4 separate regions of the Homo sapiens genome follow, and all the other regions are linked to region 1. A link is a loop called in an ENCODE intact Hi-C map of the cell type or tissue named here. Cell type or tissue: B cell. All regions are shown on one strand.

Region 1 (5,000 bases):
AAAAAAAGAATTTCGTTTGGAGAGACAGAGTCTTGCTGCATTGCCGAATTTGGTCTCGAATTCCTGACCTCAAGCTATCCTGCCTTGGCCTCCCAAAGTGCTGGGATTACAGACATGAGCCACCATGCCAGGCCTGGATTTTATACTTCTGTGTGTGGATGCTCTTGGTTGTCTATGTACAGTCTTTCCGTTTTGTGGAACAGTCCCTGGGTGAGCCCTTGCCTATGATCCTTCCCATGTGGTGGAACTCAAGGAGTGCAGAATGAGATTCTATTCTTATATCAGAGGCTGGCATGTATTCCAAGGACAGAGTTGTGTTCTGGTAATAAACATATATTGTGCACCTGGTGAGTGTTAACCACTCTGAAGGACACAGAGATGGGTGGGGGGTAGCTTGTATTTATTAAGCAATTAAGCATTTTCCATTGCCAGGCACGGTTAGGCAGCTTTTACCTATGCTGTCTTAATTTAACTTAATGCTTTACCTTTTTCAAAATGGATTCAAAAGTCAAATAACTTATACAAGGTCCTACAATATGTATTATTAGGAATATTAGAATTCTGTTTTTAATTTTAAATTCACATATAGTAAATTCAAATACATTGGGTTGCTTGCTTTACAATAACTGCTATGTTCCAATTTTTAAATTGAAATTCAGAACTGTTTGAATTAGGAATTGATTTTTTGCTCAATCATGCTGTCTTCTACCTGTGGGCTGATAAGACCAAGTATATCATAATTATGGTTTAGAATTTAATAACTGAGCTAATAACAGCTACTGTTTATTGAGTGCCAACTATTGTACCACATACTTTTCCTACTATCTTGCAGCAAATCTACCAGTCTCTAATATTATTATCTTCCTTTCTCCACTCCTGTTTTACTTGTGAAATTTCCTGTGCTCCAAACTTGCTTATAAAAAAAAGAGTGACTCAGAATCATTAACAAACTTTAACTTGCTTAAGGCTACTTAGTAAATATGTGTGGTTGAACCAGGACTCATATTGAAGTTTCTCTGACTCCAGATCCAGTTTTCTTAGCATCTATTCTTCAGTTTCCTGTGAATAACATGTGAAAGTACAGAGCAGGGAGAGACGATGATGTGCTGGTTCTGGAAATCTGCAAAAGCTCCATGAAGGAGGTAGCACTTGGAATAGGCTCAGAGGATGGATAGGGGTAGGGTTTTGGCATGTGGTGAAAGTGAAAGAAAAAAATAAATCTCAGCACCGATCTAGGTATGAGAAAGTATAGAACTGTTTAAGGAATAATAACTGTTGTTTATTGAGCTGTTAATATCTGTTGGGCTCTGGCCAAAGTTTGTTAACATATATTCTCACTACCACTCTGTGAGAAAGGTATTATTCCTGTTTTACAAATGAGGAAGCAGGCTCAAAAGAAGTCAAGTTATTTGAAATTTGTCCAATGTCACACAGTAAGTAGCAGAGCCAGGATTTGAACCAGGAAGCGATGTCATTTTCTAAATTGCTTTCCAATATGGTAAGTGTCCAAGTGTTCAGTGGGACACCAATGAATTAGTAGGTAGAGTGTTATCCAATCAGCGCCTTTGGAAGATTATTCTGGTTGCTGTATACAGTACTTTGGAGATGACAGAGGTCAGAAAGGCCAGTAAGGAGGAGGTTATTGAGGTGGTCTACGTGAGAGGTAATAAAAGCCTGAAGAAACTGGTTTGCAAGTTTGATGGTGATTATAGAGGGATAATTTATAAACCATTACAATATTAGACTTGGAAGAATGAGAGGACAAGGATACAGAGGAAGAAGAAATCAAAGATGACTGATTCTCTATTGTTAATATCAGACAATTGCCTACACTTGGTCACCTGCTTTAAAATGCTTTTTATTTCTATATTTATACCACCTTTAACATTTTTCATTGATTTAATGTTTATTGAATCTCTATAAGTGTGCCAGGCACTGAACCCATGGCTGGATTATTTATCTTCCTTTCTAGTTTCCACTGCCACAATTTGTTTCTCTTCCTTCTCCCTTTCCATTTTATTCTCAACTCTGCTGATTCTTGCCCAACTCTGCTGATTCTTTGCTTATAGCTAGAATGACTGTTTCCCATCTAGGTAGATCAAGATTCTGCTGAAGTCAGACTTTCAGTTTGCCTTGCTTGACATCTCTAATTTTGACCTCTCCCTTTTCTGAACTTGGGAAGCAATCATATAATGTAAGGGACCTGAATGTTGTGGTCAAAACAACTTAGGTTTGAATTTAGGCTTTGCCATTTTACTTTCTTGGTGAACTTGAACAATTAACTTTTCTGAGGCTCACATTTCTTGTCTTGCAAATGGAGGCTTGTGGTGAGATTTAAATGAGAATATGTGACACCTGTTTGTGCTCAGATGTTACTTTCTCTTCCCCTTTTAAATAGGGCACTTAAACTGTTACTGCTTTTGTTGCTTAACTACAGAGTAAGCCTCAGGAGCAGGAGAGACTGTAACTCCTGTAAATATGTTTGCCATACCCAAACACTTGCTTATTTGTTGAAAGACGGTTAAACTTAGTTACTATTTTCATTTGTGATTAAGGGAAATGAACCAATAAGAAACTTTTAGAATTAAAATCAAGGATAGATGAGCACCTTTCTTATGCACCATTTATGACTTGATTTCTTTGAGTGTTTGCTCTTTTAGCTACTCCTGGATTTGGAATGCATATGCTGGCAGTTTATCTTTCCTTCCTTAGCTCTATACTTTTATCACATTTTTCTGCTTTCCCCATAAGCTGATATAGAAAGGGAGGCACTTTAGAATGATATAGTTGGGAGGAACTTTAGCTCATCTAGCCAATAGTCATTTTACTGTTGTGGATACTGAGTCAGCAGGCACTACGAGTAGAATCCAGGTCTTTTAGATTTCTGTGCTGATGTTCTTTCCCAATATACAGTGGTATTCATGTTCCTCACAAATTGCCTAATTACTACTAACACAGAAGGAAGTTTATTTTTATTTTTTGAGACAGGGTCTCATTCTGTCACCCACGCTGGAGTGCAGTGGTGCAAACATGGTTCAGTGCAGCCTCAACCTCCTGGGCTCAAACAATCCTCTCTCCATTGCTTCTTGAATAGCTGGCACTACAGGTGCATGCCACTACACCTGGCTAATTGTTTTACATTTTTTGTGGCAACAGGGTGTTACTGTGTTGCCCAGGTTGGTCTTGAACTACTGGGCTCAAATGATCCTCCTGCCTTGACCTCCCAAAGTGTTGGGATTACAGGCATGAGCCACTGCACCTGGCCAGAAGGAAATTTAAAAGAACAATTTGAAAAAATATTTAAGAGAATACAGTATTTTTGAGTTTTCTTAAGCAATATAAATGTAGTAAAGAATTACAAGATCTGTAGTATGAAATACGTTCCCCATTGACTCCTTGAGGGAAGATAGATACTTTATAAGCCTCAAATCTGAGGCTTAATTTTGTGGATACTTGGATGTCTGGATTTACATACTCCCTTATCAGTTTGTAAGAGTATTCAGGAAGCCAAGTGATGATTAAGTTATAGTTTGGGAAATAGGTTGTGAAAGTAATCATGCAGACTTTTATTTTTAGGGATCAAGGTGGTCGGACATTGTGTGGTGTAATGAGGATTGGCCTGGTTGCAAAAGGCTTGCTGATTAAAGATGATATGGACTTGGAGCTGGTTTTAATGTGCAAAGACAAACCCACAGAGACCCTGTTAAATACAGTCAAAGATAATCTTCCTATTCAGATTCAGGTGAGTACAGTTTAACTGCACCTCTAGGCGAATTTGTAAAAAGGTGAAATAGGTAGTGACTTTGAAAAAATTATTAACCAGAATTGCTAATAGCTAATAGGATAGACACAGACAAAATGAGTACTGCTACTCTGGGTCAATGACTAATTCATCACAGTTAAAGCAAACTTCTGGTGATTTGTACTCAGGATATATTTACCAAATTAAGATGGCCATTAAGGTACCATCTTAAACTTTTCCGTTGTATCTTGCTGAGAATCTTCATTTTTTCCAGGCTAGGTCTCACCATTATAAAGTTCTTGGAAGGGTTGGTATACTGCAGAAAAGAATTGGAAGATTGAAAACAGCCTAGATACTTTCTAGCGACTAAGAGACTTTCTTATCAACGAGAGACTTTCATAGATAGTAATTTTTAAAACTGAAGACTCAGTTAATTTGCCACCTCTTTGTTCTGTTAATGGAAATTACTGTTTATTTCTTGTCTCCAAACCTTTTTTACACTGGGATGCATTTAGAAAAATATGATGCTGGCATGTTCCCTGGAGGATGCTGCTGAAGGCTGAAGGCTCCTCAGGGATGAAGGTAACCATTCTGGGGTTCTGGTCATTCTAGGACCTGCCCTGCCAGCCTACCCCAAGGACTCATTGCATCACTGATTGGGAGTCTGTGATCATCTTCAGTTTCAGATGCATATTGTCTGTGGTCCAATTAAATTACAGCTTTTGATAATTTTATATTAGTTTGTCTTCATATCAATGCCACAGAAATAGATGTTGGCCTCTAAGTCCAAACTTGTGAATTGTTGAATGCTCCCCACCACCACTCACTTTTTAAAATTTAGTTTCTTTTATTTGTATATCTTTTAAAAGGGGTCTTTTTTTCAAGATGTATGAATTCTAAGTTTGTTTTTCTTAGCTTTGTTACTAGATCATTTTCTTTCATATTCACTAGCTGACCCTCAAAACCATCTCTGATTTTTTAGTACCATTCTTGACACTCAGATTTATTTTACTGATTGGCACATTCTCCTGTATTAATTTTGGGGGCACTATGTTATCATTTTGTCTTAATATATGGTTTTTAAAGTGACAGAACATACTTGGCTTTTCCACTTTCAATTTTGATGGAGAAATGTTTTCTGGTCTTTTATAGGGTTGAATCTATTTACCTTTCCCTCCCTTTTAAAAAAATCCTTTTGTGATCATTTGGAGGAAGGAGAGTGGAACATAGCTTTATGTATTAAACATGCAATAAAGCT
Region 2 (5,000 bases), 50 kb before region 1:
ACCAGCCTGGCCAACATGGTGAAACCTTGTCTCTACTAAAAATACAAAAATTAGCCAGGTGTGGGGTGCATACCTGTAATCCCAGCTACTTGGGAGGCTGAGGCTCAAGAACAGCTTGAACCTGGGAGGCGGAGGTTGCAGTGAGCCAAGATTGCACCACTGCACTCCAGCCTGAGCGACAGAGTGAGACTCTATCTCAAAAAAAAAAAAAAAAGAAAAAAAAAAAAAGAGAAAACAATAAATATGTCAGATCATATGCATTTTCTGCTCAAAACCCTGCATTGCCTCCCTGTTTCACTCAGTAACAGCCAAACTAGGCCCTACTTCATCTGACCCTGTTACCTCTCTGACCACATCTGTTGTTGTTATCCTTTGGCTTACTGCATTCACCTCCTTGCTCTTCTTCAAACAGGTGTGTGTTAGACTCAGGGCCTTTGCACTTGATGTTCTTTCTGTTGGAAATGTTCTTTACCATTTTCAGATCTCCTCAAAGCTCACCATATTCAGTAAGCTTACCCTGGTTACCTTTAATTATGTAACTTGCTCCTCCTACATTCTGGATTCTCCTCTTTTAAATTTTTGCATAACATTTAACATTGATTGAGTACATTATTGACTTATGTTTATGATTGCCGTGGTTTGAATGCGTCTCCCAAAAAGCATGTGTTGGAAACTTAATCCCCGCAGCAACTTGGGGAGGTGAGACCTAGTAGGAGGTGTTTAGATCATGAGGAATTTACTCTCACGAATGGATTAATGCTGATTATAAAAGAACTTGAGGCTGTGAATTAGATCTCTTTCTCTCGCTCATGTGATGCCTTCCACCATGTTATGACGTGGCAAGAAAGCTCTCACCAGATGTGGCCCCTTAGTCTTGGATTTCCAAGACTCTAGAACCATGAGCCAAATATATTTTTATTCATTATAAATTACCAAATCTGTGGTATTCTGTTATAATAGCATAAAATGGACTGAGACAGTGATACATTGCTCTTCCTCCCCACCCCGCCACCCCCTCACTCCCCAACACCGCTAAGCTGAAGCTCCATGAGGGCAGGGATTTCTGTTTTGTTTACAGATGTAACCTAAAGTGTCACAGTGCGTGGCACATAGTAACCATTCAAGATATATTTGTGGAATAAGTAAATGGATGGCTGTATGGCAGAGGTGGGGGTCTGAGGCAGGCCTTGAAAAATTTTGATTAGGTTTTGGGGAGAAAAGGACAACTTAGTTTCCCTTATCTTTCCCAATCTTCTCTTTTCTGTGCCTTTAGCAAGATCTCTTTAACCTTCAAGGCATGGCATCTGAATTAGAACCTGAGTTTGAATCTGCTTAGTATATATGTGACCTTGAGGAAGATTTCTGGCCATTCTTGAGTCCCTTTTAATAATAAAAAAGTCATTTTTATTGACGTATACTTTGAATATAGTAAAATACATTTTTTTTGAATATACGGTTCTATGAATTTTGACAGACTTAGTCATGTAACCACCATCAAGATATATCCATTACTACAAAACGTTCCTTTCAGTGCCATGTAGTCAGTTCCCTCTCTTCACCTCCTGCTCCTGGAAACCATTGATCTGATTTCTTAAGTGTGACTCATTTTTAGTCAAACCTCTTTCATTTAGCCTCTGTGCTTTCGAGATGCATCTGTGTAATTGCATGTATCAGGAGTGCATTTCTTTTTATTGCCCAGAAGTATTCCAGTGTATGGATTTACCACAGTTTATTCATTTACCAGTTGATGGATTTTGGGGTTATTTCTAGTTTTTGGCCATTATGAGTAAATTTGCTATAAACATTTTCATTTCTGTTGGGCAAATACCTTGGGTGTGGGAGCGCTGGATTGTATGATAAGTGAATTTAACTTTATAAAAAACCACCAAACTGTTTTTCAAAGTTATTAGCTTTTTTTCACATTTATCAAATGGGGTAATAGTCAAGACTTTTAGTTGTGAGCAACAGAAATTGAGTCTGGGAAAGGAACTTATGAACAGGGTGTTAGGTGGCTCACAGAATCTCTTGGAGGGCTGGAGAAATAGGCTGAGAAGTTAGCATCCAGGAACAAGATTCTAGGCACAGACGAGGTTGAATCGCCAATACCATCAGGGGGTGCTAGACACTGTAGGTAGAATTACTGTCTCTGGAAACTGGATGAAGCTGCTGTGCTTGCTGCTTTCACTTGCCAGAATAGATTTTCTGAGGACCCAGCTTCTTTGAGTCATTTGCTTTTGAATCACCATCTGGAGGTAGGCGCTGCCTCATAAGGTGGGGGATTCCCCAAACATAGGAAAGAGGATTCAGATGTGGGGCTGAAAAAGGAAATAACACGTGTATACCACAACCTCCAGAGGTGGCTGTGATTAGATAGAATAATTTCCATGGTGTCTAGGAACTTACTAGAATATAAATGCTAGTTTACTTTTCTGTTTTCCTTTTTCCCCATCTGTCTTTTGTAAGTAAAATTTTTGTTAAAGTGTAAAACAAACTACATAAATCATAAGTGTGTATAGCTTGATGAATTTTCTTGAAGTGAATTCATCCTTATAACCGGTACCCAGAAGAAATAGAACGTTGCCAGCACCCAGAAACTTCTCCCGTGTCCTCATCTTCATCACTGCACACTCCCCACTCCACCACTGAATCACTGGTTTTGACTAGTTTTGCCTGTTTTCAAACTTTATGTAATCAAAATTGTGTGTGTATGGTTTCTTTCTTTCAGCATTTCTTTCAATATTTGTGGACTTCATTTTTTGTTGATTTCATATTGTTTCATTGTGTGAGTATAACACTATCCATTGTACTATTGATGGACACATAGGCTATTTCCAGTTTTTGACTAATGCAAGTAAGTACTGCTATGAACATATTTGCACGTCCTCTGGTTTAAATATATATGTTTCTCTAGGTATGTAACATGGAGTGAAACTAATGGGTCATGGGTTCTGTGTATGTTCAGCTTTAGGAGAGTCTGCTGAAAAGTTTTAAGTATCTTTTTTTCACTTTCCACTACTACCAGCAGTACATGTAAGTTCCAATTGGTCACTTCTTTTTGACATCTTCCTCTGTTTTCAATAGGACTTTGTACCCCAGTATAGTACTTGTTTGAGTCTACCTAATCAGTTACAAGTATCTCTTTCCTATAATGTTATTAACTCTTTGAGGTGGGATTTCTTGTTTTGTCTTTCTCCTCTTAGTATCGAGTACAGGCCTAGAACACGTAGTAAATGCTCCGTGAAAGTTGCGTGAAAAGATGAATCGTGAGTATGTCTGTGGGTGGGAATTATCTTGGCATTTTTTAGAACAGAGAACTCACTGGTCTGACTGGAATTAGAAGTGATGGGAACAATGGGTGATAGGATTGAATTAAGTCAGGTGAAATCTGATTCAGGAGGTAATAGGTAGCCCTGTTTAGTTCCTGAACTGCGAGAGAGTTAATGAAAGCTGTTTTGTTCTGTGAGTGAAGAATTGTGTTTTTGTTACAGGTGTGTCCAGCTGTTAGGAAATAGTTACAAAAAAGATTTGGGCCCATGATTGGAGACAAGATTAGACAAGGCATGAGTGGGTGTGAATTTGGTTAGCTTAATCTCTTAGTTTTTAGTTTCTTTATAAAATGGGGCTCCACCTTGTAAAGATTAGAGCTAATATATAAATATGAGTAGATGTTTTCTTTTTTATTCACTGTGTATTTTGTTTTGTGGCATTTGAATTTTGTGGAACTCGGAATTTTGAAACATGTTGTGAAGTGTAATTCTGCCAGTGTAAATCCATGTGGAATTTTTCTAACTATAGCATCTCTGGAGCACCTTGCGTACTCTTCTTTGCTTCTACTTTGTTGCTCTACTCTAGCACCTTTGGTTCTGCCTGTGTCAGAAGTAAAAAATAAACCATTAATAAAGTGGCTTCTTGCCTCTGAGAGCTTATCCCGCAAAGAAATGTTGAACTGTTCCCTGTAATTTCTGTTAATTATAAAGCACATATATGAATATAAATAAATACTAAGAATCAAGATTTTTAGTGGAAGAGGAAAAAAATCCAAGAGGTTCATAAAAAAAAATTGTAACGTTGAATTGGAATTATCTATATGAACTCATGCTTTTGTGTTTCTTTTTTCCAATTTTGCTTCACATTTAATAATAATGTTTTGAGCTCATAATGTCTAGATATTACCTGATTGTTGAACATTAGTATGAAGAGATCTCCCTGAAACAGTGGTACTATATTATTATTTTAAAAACTAATGTATTTCTTTAACTGGAGAGTTTTAGATTGACATAAAAATTGAGCATGTAATACAAAAAGTTTTCATATCATTCTATCCCCTCACTCCCACCTCATAATTCCACCTATTTTTAACATCTTACATTACTGTTGGCACGTTTGCTAAAATTAATGAGCAAATATTGATATGTTATTATTTAAAGTATAATTTGCATAATGTTCATTCTGTTATACAGTTCTGTGAATTTTGAAATATTTATAATGTTATGGTTACCATTATGGTCTCATAAAGAATACTTTCATGCTTTAAAAATCCCGTTTCCACTTATTAACCTCTGTCCTCTTTCTCCAGAAATCTTGGCAACTATTGATATTTTTATTGTCTTTAGTTCTGCCCTTTCTGGAATGTCATATAGTTGGAATAATATATTACATAGCTTTTTTTAGATGAGCTCATTTTTATCTATCTATCTATCTATCTATCTATCTATCTATCTATCTATCTATCATCTATCTATCTGAGCTTCCTTCATGTCTTTTTTATGCTTTGATGGTGAACTCCATTAAATCACTGAATAATATTGCTATCATTTGCCTTTTTTTTTTGGTATTCACCTCGAAAGACATCTTTTTTGCTTCCAGTTCTGATGATTATAAATAAAGCTGTCATAAACGTTCCTGTGCAGGTCAACTGGGTAAATACTTAAGCACAATTTTTGGATCATATTGTAAAAGTAGATTGTGATTCCTAAAATTTGGTAGATTTCATAAGAGAA
Region 3 (5,000 bases), 60 kb before region 1:
TAACACTGTAGATTTCAGTAGGAATGTTAGAATAGCTCACTGCTGTGGTTTGCAAAGTATTATTACACACATTCAACTCTTGCTTTTTTGTTGTTGTTATTGAGATGGAGTCTGGCTCTGTTGCCCAGGCTGGAGTGCAGAGGCTCAATCTCGGCTCTGTACTACAACCTCTGCCTCCTGGGTTCAAGTGATTCTCCTGCCTCAGCCTCCCGAGTAGCTGGAATTACAGGTGTGCGCCACCACGCCCAGCTAATTTTTGTATTTTTAGTAGAGACGGGGTTTTGCCATGTTGACCTGGCTGGTCTCGAACTCCTGAACGCAAGTGATCCGCCTGCCTCAGCCTCCCAAGGTGCTGGGATTACAGGCACGAGCCACTGTGCCTGGCCTCAACTGTTGCTTCTTATAAAGGTAAGTAGATAAAGTAAGTGATGGTATTCCCTTCGTAAAGGAGAAAATCGAGACATAGGTGGTTAAACATTGAATGAAACCAGCTAGAAAGTTGAAGAGCTGGGACTTAAATCCAGACATCATGGCTCCAGAGTCAGTGAAGTTTGTATGACACACTTTTTTTTTTTTTTTTAGAAAATCCTATTCAATTTTTATATTTACTGTGGTCACTACTCTTGTATCCTTTCTTAGGGTGTCTAATATCACCAATGTCCAATATACTATGCTGGCAAATTACTATCATTTGATGAGAATTATTGATAATTTGATGTCATTTTGAAGATTCAGAAAGTACGTTAAGAACTTGTATTGCCTCACTGTCATCATGATGTTCACAAATGACGCCATGTTTTAGATATGTCAGTTTATGTAATACCGGGTAGCAGAGATTTTACTCTCTTTAAAAATTATACTTTTATAGACTTGCTTACGGTAAAGTGACATGTAAAATGAGCAAATGAAATAGAAATAAAATAGGAAATAAAAATAGAAATTAAATATTGGGGCACTTAATGTTTTTTTCTTAGTAAGTAGCATGTATTGTGAAATACAGTGTTCATATAATTTCACCAATAATTTTGCTGTACTATGTGATAAAACCACTTTATACTATATGGTACTCAAGAAATTGGGAACATTTTCTACTTTAGAGCAGCTGGAGGAGTCCTTTCTCCTTGCTGACACTAGAAGGTAAGGTACCATTCCTCAGTATTTTGAGTATTTTTGTATTCAAAGTGTGTTGAAATGTTCTTGCTAGTGCATGTTAAGTTGTAGAGTTTGTGGTAATCTGATTTAGAGATTGGAAGCTGTGGACTATGACACATATTAAGTATTTGTGCAGATGGATTATTAATCAGAAAGTAAGATGGAGCCTTTTACACATTCCTATTTTAATAGAACAGGTAGCAAACTCATTCTGGTGTTCTTATTTTTGATTATTTTTCTTGGAAGTTTATTTTGCTGAGCGCTCTATTCCTAAATCATTTCAGAAGTGACTTTAGTATAGCTGAATTTTAATAGATAGAAATAACATGACTTCAATTTAATTTTCCATAGACTACCCTTTAGACATTCTTTACAGCTTCAGTTTTGCTATGAAAGGGAAGAGATCAGACAAAGAGTGCCATTCTTTTTGCATGTGGTTAATGACCAACCAATAGCTCTCTGGGATAACTTTTTTTTTTTTTTTTTTTTTTTTTTTTTTTTGCTGAACTTGTCTCTTCATCCAGATTCTACTTAGATTTTCAGTTGTCTTTGGGATAACTTTTTTTTTTTTTTTTTTCCTGAAGTTGCTCTTAGTTCATACAGATTTTAATTAGATTTTCAGTTGTCTGACAATCACAATAGAAATAAAAGTGGTTGTATCATAAATTCAGTGAAGTCTAACTGGGACTAGCATTCTTTCAGTGGTTTTGCAAGGATACAGTTATCTGTATCTCTGTAATCCATTATTTTAACATACACATATTGATTTATTTGCAAAATGAAAAAAAAAAACCTAAATTAAAAAAGGCTTATCCTTCAACTTCTGTAGCTTTGTGTTACCTACTTTTTAGAAAAGTTACATGCAAAATTTTGGCCTTCTACCACAGACAAGGAATGCTGGCAAGTGTGTTGTTAAAATTCTGTCATTGCCTCTTTATTTGCCTAAATTGATGGAAAAACACTTTCAGGTCATTTTAGTGAAGTTCAGTTTCAGTGGTTACATAAGGTATGTCATTTGAATACTGGTTGTAATGTGTTTCCGGTGTTCACTTGTATTTATAACCTGAATACCCAGTACCCCCCCCCCCCAAAAAAAAAGCCAGTTGAACAGATACAAAAAAAATTTTTTTAAACTTTTTTTTTATTTTTTGAGATGGAGTCTGTGTTGCCCAGGCTCAGCTGACTGCGACCTCTGCCTCCCAGGTTCAAGCGAGTCTCCTGCCTTGGCCTCCCAAGTAGCTGGGATAACAGGTGTGCACCCCCATGCCTGGCTAATTTTTGTATTTTTAGTAGAGGTAGGGTTTTACCATCTTGGCCAGGCTGGTCTTGAACTCCTGACCTCAAGTGATCTGCTTCCCTCAACTTCCCAATGTGCTGGGATTACAGGCATCAGCCACCTCGCTCGGCCTGAACAAATACAAAATGTTTATGCTGAGACTAGGCACTTTATATACTATTACTTTTGAAAAAACAAAACAAAACAGGATTTAAGACTACCAACTAGGATGGGAAGAACACTAGATTTTTAGTGATAAGTCCAGGTTTTGAGTCTGAGCCTTGCTACAAAGTTACTTGGTGGTCTTGGGCAGGATATTTTATCTCTTTGGGTCTTAGTTTTCTTTTTGGGAAGTAAGGATCCTGTACAGTATTAGTCTTTTTGACCAGTTTTAACAGTCTGTGATTCTCAGTTTTTTCTGTCTTGTGAAGAGAAACTTAACAGTATTAAAGTTGCCAGCTCTTTTTTTTTTTTGTCTTCTGAATAGTCTTGGTAACAGAAAACTGGTTTGAATTAGCCTATCTAATTTTAATGTTTTCCAAAACTAGTTTTAAAGGAGACATGAAATTAGAAGTATTTAGTTTTACTTCTTTTTTTTTTTTTTTTTTTGACACGGCGTCTCGCTCTGTCGCCCAGGCTGGAGTGCAGTGGTGTGATCTCTGCTCACCACAAACTCTGCCTCCCGGGTTCATGCCATTCTCCTGCCTCAGCCTCCTGAGTAGCTGGGACTACAGGCGCCCGCCACCACGCCTGGCTAATTTTTTTGTATTTTTAATAGAGACGGGATTTCACCGTATTAGCCAGGATGGTCTCAATCTCCTGACCTCGTGATCTGCCCGCCTTGGCCTCCCAAAGTGCTGGTATTACAGGCGTGAGCCACCGCGCCCGGCCTAGTTTTACATTTTAATTGTGCCTTGCTGTTGTCACTTTAAAAGAAGCATGTGAACTGAAAAGACAAAACACTTTGAAAATGTACTGTGCAATGAAAGGAGAGTCACCTATTATTAAAGTTCTTTGAATTCCCATTTCATGGCAGAGGGCAGTGAAATGAGCTAACATGAGCATGTTTATTTATGTAGACTTTCCCATGTAAATCAATGCAGATGTATTGCTGTTACATTTTTCTCCAAACATTTTATTATGAAAAAGCTTAAACATGCAAAAAGTTGGAAGAGTTGTATAGTGAACCTCCATATATTCTGCAATTAGTGCAGCCTATATTCTGCAATTAACATTATCTTTCATTAACTGTATCTTACATCTATGCATCTATTCACTCCACTATTTAACCTTCATTACATCTTACTTTTTGCTTCATTTCAAAATAAGCTGCAGACATCCTTACAGTTTACCCCTAAACATTTTGACATACATATAATTAGCTGGAGTTTGATACTTGTTAACACTTCTTAAAGTTCAAATTTATATACATAAGCCTGGCATAGGGGCTCAGGCCTGTAACCCTAATGACTCTTGGGAAGCTGATGCGGGAGGATTGTTTGAGGCCAGGGGTTTGAGACTAGCCTGGGCAACGTAGTGAGACCCCCCCATCTCTAAAAAAATAAAGAAATTAGCCAGATGTGGTGGTATGCGCCTGTAGTCCAGCTACTTGGGAAGCTGATGTGAGAGGATCACTTGAGCCCAGGAGTACTAGGCTGCCATGAGCTATGTTCACGCCACTGCACTCCCAGCATAGATGACAAAGCAAGACCCTGTCTTTAAAAAGGAGGAAAAAATTTACATACATAAAAATGTATAACTGTTAGTGTGCCATGGATGACAGTCATTAATTGAGCATCTGGCATTTTTCAGGGTCTTTGCTAGTCTTGCAGATAGAGAGATGAGTAAGACACAGTTTCTGCCTTCATGGTGCTAGTAGGATAAATAGAAGAGATGTCTAAAAACGTAGTGTTTTATTTGGAGCTTTTAGTTGCAAATAAGAATCAGCTGTCTTCTACAGATAATCGGTCTTCCTTACAGAACCTGAGGGCAGGAATTCAGTGGGGCTTTGGGAAGGGCTGGAACCAAGAACCAGAAGGCTCACAGGACTGTTTTTTCCTAACTCTGCCCATTTCGTTCTTTTTCTTCGAAGATGTACTTTTTTCTCTTTTTAGTACAAATGGTAGAACATGGCTGTCCGTAGAGCTTTTATTTTACATCTAACAATTCTCAGCCACATAGACATACCAGTTTTCTCTGTTAATTTCATTCCAAATTCCTGGGAGGTAGAATCTGGCCCCACCCTGGTTCAGCTTGCCTGAGGGCTGAGCTGTTGGAAGCTCACTTTTGTGAATGGAATGAAGTAGGAGGGATGGAAGAGACAATTCCCAGAACAAGTATGGGGCTGTTGTAACCTGGGCTGACACTGAAAATGGTTTATAACTACAATGTGATAAATACTGGTGCAGACAAGAACAGGCTATAGAAATAGATGGAATAGGGGCAGGGTCAGCTTCCTGGAGAAATTGTCGGCTAAGGTTTTTTTGTTTCTTTTTTCTTGAGATGGAGTCTTACTCTGTCACCCAGGCTGGAGTGCAGTGGTGTGATTTCGGCTCACTGCAACCTCCGCCTC
Region 4 (5,000 bases), 170 kb before region 1:
GGCCTCAGGGAGGCCTGGCTTTCATCTGGGGCTGTGGGACATTGAACGATTCACGTCCTTCTCTGAGCCTCAGCTTCCTCAGCTGAGAGAGACCACATGCTCCCTGACCACCTGTCGGGTTTGTTAATAGAATCAAATGTCATGATGAAAGTGGCAATGCTTAGCGGGGACAGGGACATTTTTCTTAAAATAAGAGCCAGGTCTGTGCTAGGCTGTGCATCAGATCTGTGATATGGGAATGTGGTTAACTGCATGGGCCCTGCAGTCAGGGAGTCTTGGCTGGGTTCAGATCCCTGCTTTGCCAGGACTAGCTGTCTGAGCTCCAGCTTGAGCTTCTATTTTCTCATCTCTAATATAGATGCAATAATAATAATATCCAATTTACATGAGTGCTATGAGATAACGCATGTTAAGCTCTTAGAACAGGGCCTGCCGGCCAGGCGCCATGGCTCACGCCTGTAATCCCAGCACTTTGGGAGCCCGAGGCGGGTGGATCACGAGGTCAGGAGATCGAGATCATCCTGGCTAACACGGTCTCTACTAAAAATACAAAAAATTAGCCAGGCGTGGTGGCGGGTGCCTGTAGTCCCAGCTACTCGGAAGGCTGAGGCAACAGCGTGAACCCTGGAGGCAGAGTTTGCAGTGAGCCGAGATTACACCACCGCACTCCAGCCTTGGCGTCAGAGCGAGACTCCGTCTCAAAAAAAAAAAAAAAAAAGAACTGGGCCTGTCACAAAGTACATGCTCAATTAAGCTCCTATTCTATATAGGCTGTCATGTATTCATACAACAAACACTGAGCACTTACTATGAACCAGGCATGATTCTAAGTGCTCTCCAAATTCTAACTCATTCAATCCTTTTAACAACTCTATTATTATCCCCTTTTTGCAACAAAGAAAACTGAGGCACAGAGAGGTCCAGTCACTTATTCAAGGTCACACAGCTGGTAGAAGGCAGACCTGGACTGAAACCCAGGTCTGTGGGACTCTCTGAATCTATCTACAAGGTATGTACTTCCCTTTTATAGTTCAAAATCCTCCTCCCCTCTCCCCAGCAGCAGCCCCTGTTAAATAAATCATCCAGTAACGGTTTCTAATTCCCAGACTTGGTTGCAAATGAATTATTCACATGGTAAGGCCTGCAAACTGCCGGCTGGGCCTCATTACCCAAGAAAGGCTGCCCGCCCGCAAGATGCTGCTCCCTCCCCTGGGCATGGGTCCTGGCAGGTTGGCCAGAGGTGGCCAGAGTTGGTGGGCCCCGCTCCAGTGCCCTGCTCCGGGAACTGGGAAGAGCAGCTCTTTTCCTTTCCCCCGGCCCTTGCTTTCTAATAAGCTCACAGTCTGATGTGGCTGAGAGACCATAAGCTCTGGACTCAGCCAGTCCTGGGTTCCAATCCTGGCTCTGCCCTTAGCAGCTGTGTGACCTTAGGCAGGTGGCCAGCCCTCTCTGAACCTCTGGGGGAGGCTGAGCAGCTGGCCCACACAATGCGGCACAGGGCACCACTTCACACTTCCTCTTCTTCCTCCATTTGCAGGCTGAGGCTTGTGCTGCCCCTCCAGGCCCTGTGCTAGATGCTGGGGACAAAGATCCTGTCCTGTGGGGACATCCAGCGTCTGACTGAAACACTGGTGTGAGCCTGAGCTTTGGGGTGGGTTGTGGGGACTACTCTGTGCTCCAGAGCCCCTCTTCAGGGCCAAGCTGCTGGGACTGCTGTTACCTCACTGGGTTATACCCCATGCCAGGGACAGCCTGTGGCCAGTGCCTGACCCATGTGTGGCTGCAGAGGCACGGCTCCTTCTCAACTAGGAAACCCTAGGGGATCGTCAGCTCCAGGGGTCCTCGTAGGGACCTCAGTTGCAACCTCACGGTGGGTCAGTCTCCTTCTGCCCAGTCAGCCTTGCTCCTTCCTTCCAGGTGGATCTCCCAAGGACATGCCCCAAGAAACACACGTGCAGTCCAGAATCTGTTTCCAGGAACGCAGGCTGAAATACTTGTCACAGACAATCCTGGCATTGAATGAGACCCAACCCAGGTCATCCGCAGACTCATCGTTCCCAGGCAGACTGAACCTCAATACTGCTTACAGACGGAGCCTAGTTTCCACCCCAGTCTAAGCTCAGATCCTAGTCCCAGACTGAGCCCAGGCCTCCCATGGAAAGCAGAGGGCCATTTGAGACAAAATGAAGAGAGGCTGCGTGGGAGGTAGAAGACTGGGGTGTGGCTTACACTGAGAACTGAGCCAGACTCACCCGGTCAGCCAGGAAGTCAGAGTCACGGAATCTCAATTCAGAGAGGTATTTCTAAAAAACACCTAAATGGGTTCCTCTTTATGGAAGAACCAAAATCTACCACGACTGACAAGAAAAATCCTAATAGCTGTGGGCACCAAGCCATGGGATCTACTTCCAGGTCCCTCTGCTTCCTCGGGACAACCCGTAGAGTTCTATTATCACCCATTTCATTTTATTTCAGTGCTTTATTATTGTGTTATATTGTATTTATTTTGAGACAGGGTCTTGCTCTGTCACCCAGGCTGGAGTGCAGTGGTGCAATCACAGCTCACTGCAACTTCTAACTCCCAGGCTCAAGCGACCCTCCTGCCTCAGCCTCCCAAGTATCTGGGACCACAGGCATGTGCCACCACACATCATCAGTTTTATTATTTTTTGTAGAGACACAGTCTCCCTCTGTGGCCCAGGCTGTTCTCAAACTCCTGGGCTCAAGCGATCCTCCCACCTTGGCCTCCCAGAGTGCTAGGATTACAGGCATAAGCCACCACACTCATCCTATATTATGGTGCCTTTTATAGACAAAGTGGCCAAGGCTCAGAGACATGCATGACTTGGCCTCTGGCCCACACTGTATTTCTATAGGATCTAGGCTCAATCAGGGGCTCATCTCCCAAAGGGAGACTCATAAGGAGCATCCAGGCCCCTCTGTCACCTGAACTAGCTAGTCACCAAGTTCCTAAGTCTTGCCCAGGGCAGCAGGGGTGTCAGGGAAGGGTAGTGAGTGGCACATGAATCTGTGCAACTGATCCAGCCCCAAATTCTGGCAGGCCATCATTCCCTTCTGGGTGTCCCAGTTCCTATCATTGGATGCTCAGAGTCATCTCCATAAGGTAGGCACTATTATGCAGACATGGCACAGGTAAGGAAACCGAGTCCCCCAAAAGGGGATCCCACTTGTCTGGGCTCACAGAGCTGAAACTCACCTCTGGAATTTCTGATCCTTGGTCTTCCAGCCTCTGCCGTTCTATATGGAAGAACAAAGGCCACTTCCCCGTGTGCTCCACACCACGGATTCTTCATGCATCTGTCCATCCACCCACACAGCATCTCTGTGACAAGCATCTTCTATGCACCAGGTCTGGGCTGGGTGCTGGGGACTGAGTGGGGAACCAGAGGCAGAGCCTGACCTTGCGGAGTGTTCAGGCTGGCAGGGGAGCCACACAGTCAATAAACGTGCTCACAAGAAATGAATGCATCTCCATGTGCTAAGCACTGGGGAGAAGCAGCCTGGGAGATCATGAGTGGTGTGACAAGGACTGTCTCTCTTGGGAGTGTTCTCTGGATTCCAGGGAACTCGTGGGCAGAAAATCTGCAGAGATGGACCATGTAGGCTTGGCCTCGGGGGACAGAGGCTAAGAGAAAGTGTGAATTATGCCCCAAAGGAGTCAGCTCACTTGCAGAGGCTGCAGCCACCCTACTTGGCTCCTCCAAGGAGATGGGGTCCTGGGGGCTTGGCTGCAGCAGGATATAAGTGAGGAGTTTATTGAAAATCTACCCCAGATTCACTTTGTGAGACGTCCCAGCTGGGGCCTGAAGCCTCCAAGAACTATATTAGAGCTTTAGGAGAAATAACGAGAAAGATTATTTCAGGAAGAGGGAACGGCATGAGCATACGGCTGGAGGTGGAAAACAGTAGGCAGACCCAGAAAGGTGGAGCAAAGAGAGAAAAAGGAGGAGAAACTGGGTCCCGGCCCTCAGAGACTTCACGGCACCCTGGGGAGACCCGGTTCCCACCGTGCACCAATAACAATAATTGCTGCCCTGTTGCAAGCTGACCCAGTGCCCAGAAAGGGTCACACATGATCTCATTGCATCCTCTCTAGATCCAGGAAGATGTTTACTGCCAGGTCCCACTTTGCAGATGGAAAACCAAGGTCAGAGGGGTTAAATCTGTCACCCAAGAGTGCAGCATTAGTAAGTAAAGGGTCAGCCTACAATTCCATGGTGCAGGGCTCCACAGCCCCTGCCCTTAACACTCCCCTATGTGCCCACAAAACAATCGGAGGAAATCTGGAGGTGATGGGCAAGGCCCATGCCAGCTCCACCTGTGGTCTTATCTGTCTCTCCCACTGAGCTGAGAGCTCATTTACCTCCGTCACCGCAGAGCCCCGCGTGACGCTAGGCACAGATCTGGTGCTTAGGAAGTATTGTGAATAACTCATCATCATAAGAACAAACATTTATAATGTGCTCACCATGGGCGGTGTAAACACAACCCTATGAAATCTATACAGTCATTATTCCCATTTCACAGATGGGGTAACGAAGTCGCAGCAAGTAGTGAAGCCGTGATTCACCAGACAGCAAGTAAATAAATTAACAAGCTAATTAACGAGTGAGTGTAATGATGAATGAATGAATGAGAGTAGAGATGAGTAAATAAGTGAGGGGTTGAGGCCGGGCAAAGTGGCTCACGCCTGTAATCCCAGCACTTTGGGAGGCCAAGACGGGTGGATCACCTGAGGTCAGGAGTTCAAGACCAGCCTGACCAACATGGTGAAACCCTGTCTCTACCACATACCAAAAAATTAGCCAGGCGTGGTGCCTGTAATCTCAGCTACTTGGGAGGCTGAGGCAGGAGAATTGCTTGAACCTAGGAGGCGGAGGTTGCAGTGAGCCGAGATTGCACCACTGCACTCCAGCCTGGGCAACAAGAATGAAACTCCATCTCAAAAAATAATAAGTGAGAGGTTGAAGTGGGGATGG

The links. Hi-C counts contacts between places; a loop is a spot of excess contacts. Peaks named below come from ENCODE experiments on the same cell type or tissue, not always from the same donor. Only the 100,000 strongest peaks of a DNase experiment are listed, where the experiment ranks them.
Region 2: a loop joins it to region 1, with 5 times the contacts of the local background. A loop is called at or near these places in 4 of 110 quality-filtered maps.
Region 3: it touches region 1 in a loop (4-fold over the local background); 4 of 110 quality-filtered maps call a loop at or near these places.
Region 4: it touches region 1 in a loop (8-fold over the local background); 4 of 110 quality-filtered maps call a loop at or near these places.

What each region holds. Positions count from the first base shown.
Region 1 is chr9:123,172,419-123,177,418 of GRCh38, reverse strand. STRBP (spermatid perinuclear RNA binding protein) reads left to right here. Exons shown (of 19, transcript NM_018387.5): 5 at 3,577-3,742. Among named protein-coding and RNA genes, the nearest start is that of MIR600HG, 59 kb to the right of the region's middle. RefSeq lists enhancers at 1,134-1,193, 1,914-2,625. In B cell, no CTCF peak of the experiment used is centred here; DNase peaks (open chromatin) are centred at 1,368 and 2,368; H3K4me3 peaks cover 2,299 bases; H3K27ac peaks cover 5,000 bases.
Region 2 is chr9:123,222,782-123,227,781 of GRCh38, reverse strand. The region is part of intron 2 of STRBP (spermatid perinuclear RNA binding protein); the gene reads left to right. Among named protein-coding and RNA genes, the nearest start is that of STRBP, 43 kb to the left of the region's middle. In B cell, a CTCF peak has its summit at 2,102 (motif pointing right); a DNase peak (open chromatin) is centred at 2,221; H3K27ac peaks cover 3,620 bases.
Region 3 is chr9:123,232,238-123,237,237 of GRCh38, reverse strand. STRBP (spermatid perinuclear RNA binding protein) reads left to right here. Exons shown (of 19, transcript NM_018387.5): 2 at 272-408. Among named protein-coding and RNA genes, the nearest start is that of STRBP, 34 kb to the left of the region's middle. RefSeq lists an enhancer at 3,264-3,343. In B cell, no CTCF peak of the experiment used is centred here; DNase peaks (open chromatin) are centred at 2,227, 2,577 and 2,937; H3K4me3 peaks cover 1,663 bases; H3K27ac peaks cover 3,870 bases.
Region 4 is chr9:123,340,815-123,345,814 of GRCh38, reverse strand. No RefSeq gene overlaps it. Among named protein-coding and RNA genes, the nearest start is that of CRB2, 13 kb to the left of the region's middle. RefSeq lists an enhancer at 2,064-2,123. In B cell, no CTCF peak of the experiment used is centred here; DNase peaks (open chromatin) are centred at 1,554 and 2,244; H3K4me3 peaks cover 624 bases; H3K27ac peaks cover 4,690 bases.